2 separate regions of the Homo sapiens genome follow, and region 2 is linked to region 1. Evidence: read pairs that join two places in POLR2A ChIA-PET (ENCODE). Cell type or tissue: Panc1. All regions are shown on one strand. Links, peaks and the distances in the headings refer to the core of each region. The heading gives the core; the rest is flanking DNA.

Evidence for each region. ChIA-PET counts read pairs that join two places held together with the same protein. Peaks named below come from ENCODE experiments on the same cell type or tissue, not always from the same donor. Only the 100,000 strongest peaks of a DNase experiment are listed, where the experiment ranks them.
Region 2: POLR2A ChIA-PET joins it to region 1 with 11 read pairs; 2 of 35 experiments call an interaction of 5 or more read pairs at or near these places.

Annotation. Positions count from the first base shown.
Region 1 is chr4:177,557,416-177,560,227 of GRCh38, reverse strand. All of the region lies in intron 1 of AGA-DT (AGA divergent transcript), which reads right to left. Among named protein-coding and RNA genes, the nearest start is that of AGA-DT, 110 kb to the right of the region's middle. In Panc1, for the core only: no CTCF peak of the experiment used is centred there; no DNase peak of the experiment used is centred there.
Region 2 is chr4:177,297,718-177,300,529 of GRCh38, reverse strand. The region is part of intron 1 of LOC105377557 (a long non-coding RNA gene); the gene reads left to right. Among named protein-coding and RNA genes, the nearest start is that of NEIL3, 11 kb to the left of the region's middle. In Panc1, for the core only: no CTCF peak of the experiment used is centred there; no DNase peak of the experiment used is centred there.

The sequences.
Region 1 (2,812 bases), core at 239-2,738:
CTACATTTTAAAATAGACAATCGTAGGCCATACTATCAAACATCATTATTAAAAGCTGTTCCCCAGGAACCTGAAGCCCACAGATACTCTGTCCAAAGAAGAAAGAACTCTTATGAATGAACCATGTTAACTCACCCAAGAATTAGCATATCTCAGGAGATCTGCCCAGCAATGTTCTTTAATTACTCTTAAAAATTTCCCGGCCGGGTGCGGTGGCTCACACCTGTAATCCCAGCACTTTGGGAGGCCGAGGTGGGCGGATCACGAGGTCAGGAGATTAAGACCATCCTGGCCAACACGATGAAACCCCATCTGTACTAAAAAATAGAAAAAATTAGCCGGGTGTGGTGGCGGGCGCCTGTAGTCCCAGCTACTCGGGAGGCTGAGGCAGGAGAATGGCGTGAACGCGGGAGGCAGAGCTTGCAGTGAGCCGAGATCGCGCTGCTGCACTCCAGCCTGGGCGACAGAGCTAGACTCCGTCCCCCCCGCCACCCGCCCCAAAAAAATTCCCATGCTTTGTCTCTTCTCTAGCTGCATTTGTGACTTCATGTTCTTAATGTTACACAAAAACACTAAGCCCAAATGTCCTATCAATGACTGAAAACATAAAATTTAAAAATCAAATATAAGCATTCACATTTATTAGCAAAAAAATTAATATCTATAGTGTGAGACTTAATGTGGTATATATTGGTAATTCTCACTTACTTGAGAGTCTGGATTCTATCAGAGAAGGGACCATTGCTTTAGGAAAGAACTCTGTATGATACTTGTCTAGAAAATAAGAGATGAGATGTATATGTCTTAAAGGAATATTCAAGACCAATGATTCCAAATAGAGACTTGTGTTGGCAGCTTTTCAGGAGATGATAAAAGCAACATATAACAATATTCAGGCATTTAAAATGGGACAGAGGAACCAGAGCATAATTTTGAAGAGGCAGCTGTGACCTAGCAGCAGATGGTCACCCTGCCTGCAGTCGGCTTAGGGATAGAACAGCAGGAACCAAGCTGCAGGAAGCCCACAGAGGGATGGAACCAGCAGGAGGGTTGTAGGGTTTTTTTTGTTTGTTTGCTTTTGTTCTATAGCAGGAGGGGGGATTTGTTTGTTCCTTCTTTAATTCTGATGGAGGATTTCAAGCTATGTCCAACAAAAATCACTGTGACGGTGGTGGAAGGAGCGTTGCAATAAGAAAACTAAATAAAACATACAGAATCACTCCAATAAAGGGATGATTGTTTCTTTCTCAGGGTTATATACCTGTTACCAGTTGTATTTTCTGAGATCTAAATTCCATCTTAAATCTCTTGCCACTAAAAGGAAAAGGGGGTTAATATATACTCTCAATCTTGCATATCAGCATCCACATTTGCTATGGATCTCAAGATTAAGAACCAAGACACACTCTTCAACAGGTCGCATACTTAAACACGATGTGTTCCATAATGTCATTTCTTACCAACAACATATTTTGAGCTTAGCTGTTAAGGAACCAATGCCTCTACAATGAATCTTGCTGGACTGAGGCTCTGAATGATTTTAAAAGGACTAAAAGTAGTGTACGTTTGAAGTCTCTTAACAGTGAAGAAAGAGAAATGTGCTCTCATTCCTTCTGATGCTCTGTCAGTTGCAAATCCAGTCAAGTTTCTAACATTACTCCAATGCCTTTTGTACTTTATGTTTGATTAACATGGTATTTTGGGATTTTTTTTTTTAATGCAGTGATTTTTATCTTTGTTACAACCATAAGTTCATTCCCCAAAAAGAGCTGTGTGGTGCTGCTAGAGTGAAACGGCAACGGTTCCCTTGTCCCCCTCGCAGGGCATGTGATGGTGGTGTGGCTCGCTTCTTGAGTGCCCGGCTGCTCAAAACTCTGTGGGAGCATACAGATGCGTGGGCTGTGGGGCTCCAACCCCACGGCAGTGTCTAGGGGTGAATGTTTACAGCTGAAGGCTCAGAAAGTGTGTTATAGGGTGCTCTTTTAGTTTGCCGTCTATAGGCGGCTTGTGTTAGTCAACTCAATTAGACCCAGGACTTATTGCAAGGACAGAGGGCTTTCTGTATCCCTGGTTCTTGCCTTGTTCTATGGGAAGAATCGGATTACACGTGGGCTTGGAGACTGAATGCAAAGGTTTTTTTGTTTGTTTGTTTGTTTTTTTGAGAGGGGAGTTTCACTCTTTTCGCCCAGGCTGGAGTGCAATGGTGCGATCTCGGCTCACCACAACCTCCGCCTCCTGGGTTCAAGAGATTCTCCTGCCTTAGCCTCCCGAGTAGCTGTAGCTGGGTTTACAGGCATATGCCACCTGCCTGGCTAATTTTTGTATTTTTAGTAGAGACGGGGTTTCGCCATGTTGGCCAGGCTGGTCTCAAACTCCTGACCTCAAGTGATCCGCCCGCCACGGCCTCCCAAAGTGCTGGGATTACAGGCGTGAGCCACCGTGCCCGGCCGAATACAAAGTTTTATCAAGTGGAAGTAGCTCTCTGCAGATGGGGGAGCCAGAAGGGAGATGGTTTTCCCCCGGAGTTGGGCCGCTCCGTGGTCCAGGACTCTCCTCCAACTGCCCCGGCCAAACTCCGCCTTGTCTCGCGGGTCAATGGCCTCCTGGCCTGCCGGTGCCTGTCGCGTGCTCTTCCGCTGGCGTGCTCTCAACAACCAGCCACTTGTGTCTTCCTCCACAGATGTGTTCCTCACGACCTCCAGCCGCTTGTGTGTCTGCCCGCTAGGGTCTCGAGTTTTTATAGGTGCAGGATGGAGGCGTGGTGGGCCAGGGTGGTCTTGGCAAATGCAACATTTGGGCAGGAAGGCAGGAG
Region 2 (2,812 bases), core at 125-2,624, 260 kb after region 1:
AAGACAGAAAAGCTGACCGAAGACAGAGGCAGAGTTAGTGAAGGCGGGTGGTGATGCTATGCTGATGCCTTTGAAGAAGGGTGAAGAGGCCATCGTCCAGGGAACACTGATGACCTCGGCAAGCCAGAAAGGGCAAGGAAACCGATTCTCCCCCCGTTGACTCCAGAGGGAACTAGCCCTACTGATTCTTTGACTCCAGGCCAGTGAGGCTGATGTTGAGTTTTTGACCTCCAGGACAGTAAGAGAAAAAATCTGTTGTGTTGTAACCCACTGAATTTGTGATAATTTGTTACAGCAGCAATAGGAAACTAATATATCTGGTTTAGAGAGGAATAGATCAGAAGCAAATCCTGAAACAGGATACACAGTAAGGAGGTTTAACAGTGAGGAGTAACAATATTGCCAGGCACTTATCGTAGCACTGGAGCTAAAATAGCCATCAATACAGAAAATAATAGTAATAATAATACCCGCTCTCTTCAAGTATATAAGCTACTGAATCATATGGGTTTTTGTCGTACTCTAGAAAATAACCTCTTGTATAATGCTAATTTATTTTCCTCCTCCATCATATATTAGCTATTTTTTTCTATCTGAACATACATTTTTACTTTTGATTTATTCAGATTTATCAACATTTTATACCGTGATTTGTTCTTTCCCCCAAATCCAAGGTTATACCAATGTCATAAAAATGTCCTCATGCACAGTTTTAATAAACTTTATAGTTTTATTATGCTAAATTGATCATTGTTTCCAGTATTCACTTGCTTCCTCACAGCAGTTTTATTAATGCTATCATTGATGTGTCTTTCTCTAGAGGATAAGACTTCACCACACCGTTGTCAGGCCATTTGACTACCTTAGTCAATTGAATGTGAGTTCTTTTATCTGATCATAAATTTGTGAGTGAGAAATAAAATGTTTATTTTTAGGCCAGGCATGGTGGCTCATGCCTGTAATCCCAGAACTTTGGGAAGCCCAGGAGGGTGGATCACTTGAGGTCAGGAATTCGAGACCAGCCTGGCTAATCTGGTGAAACACTGTCTCTACTAAAAATACAAAAATTAGCTGGGCGTGGTGGTGGGTACCTGTAATTCCAGCTACTCAGGAGCCTGAGGCAGGAGAATCACTTGAACCCAGGAGGCAGAGGTTGCAGTGAGCCGAGATCGAGCCACTGCACTCCACCCTGGGCAACAGAGTGAGACTTGAGACTCTGACTCAAATAAATAAATAAATAAATAAATAAATAAATAAATAAATAAGACTCCATCTCAAAAAAAAAAAAAGTTTATTTTTGGAAGCCACTGAGACTTTGGAATGGTTTCTTATGCAGGAAACCTAAAAAACTTTGATTAAAACTTTTATGTTTACATTTAGGTCTTTTATCTATGATGCCATCGTTATATGCAGAATTCACAGTTATATATGTCTGTTCTTCCTCTTTAGTTTTGTTGGTCTATCTGTTCTTGCCCCACGTCAATACTATTTTTATTACGGTGGTATTATAATATGTCTTCATATCTTGGAAAGTGAGTTCCCACTTTTAGTCTTTCTTTTCAAAATTATATTAGCTTTCTATGAGTGTTTAAACTTCCAGGTTATATTTAGAATCAGTTTCATATTCCTCCTGAAATTCATCTGAGATTTTAATTATAAATACATTAAATTTATAGGTAAGTTTAAGAAAAAATTAATAGCTTTACAATGTTAATGTGTCTTCTTTTATTAAGGTCTCATTGGATTAAGTTTATTAATTTTATAAGTCTCTCTGTGAAGGTGGTGCTTTCTTTATTGGCTTAATTCCTAGTTATTTCATAGATTGATATATTCAGTGGCATATTATTTTCTATTGTATTTTTAATTTTTTTTATTGTGTAAGGCACTTGATTGCAGTGTGAAATGTGAACACTCAATTGGGGAAGAGAAAAACATATTAGCATTTCTGTATATTTAAATTTTTTTTATTTTTAAAAATATTTTAATTTTAAGGCAAGTAGTTCCTAATGGATTAATAACCTAGCTCTATACTTATAATAATATATAATATTTATGAGGCACTGACTTTGTACTATGAATATTTAAGTGCTTTTCAAGTATGATTCACTTAATCCTTGCAGCATCCCAAAGTGATAAGTATTATTATTGTTCTCATTTTACAGATGAGAAAGCTGAGGCTGAGAAGGGATACGTAACTTGCCTAAATTCATACAGATAATGACACAACCAAGATTTGAGTCTAGGCAATCTTGTCCTTGTTACACCCCCAATGGTTTCTTCTTGCCCGCTGTGCAGATAAAGCCAATGTATTGAGACAGCAGTGTTACAGCAGAGAAAGAGTTTAATTACTGCAAGGCAGTTGAGCAGAAGGATGGGAGATGTTTCTCATATTTGCCTCACCAACAACTTGGAGCCTAGGGTTTTTAAGGATAATTTGGTAGGCAAGGGGCTAGGGAATGGGTGCTGCTGATTGGTTGGGGATGAAATCATCAGAGCATCCAAATTGTCTTCTTGTGCTGAGTCAGTTTCTTGGTATGAATCATGGGTCCAGGTGGCATCACTTGGTCTGACTGAATGTAAAAGTCTGAAAAATATCTCAAAAACCAATCTATAGTAATGTTATCTATAGGAACAATTGGAGAAGTTACAAACCTAGTGACATCTAGCTACATGACTCCTGAACAGTAAGGAATTATAGAAAAGCAAGCTAGGGAGCAATAACTGCTTTTTATTTAAATATGCCCACATCTTTGCAGAATTCAGGTCCCTCCCATAACCCTAACCCTGTAGCCTTTCAGTGTTCTTCCAAAGG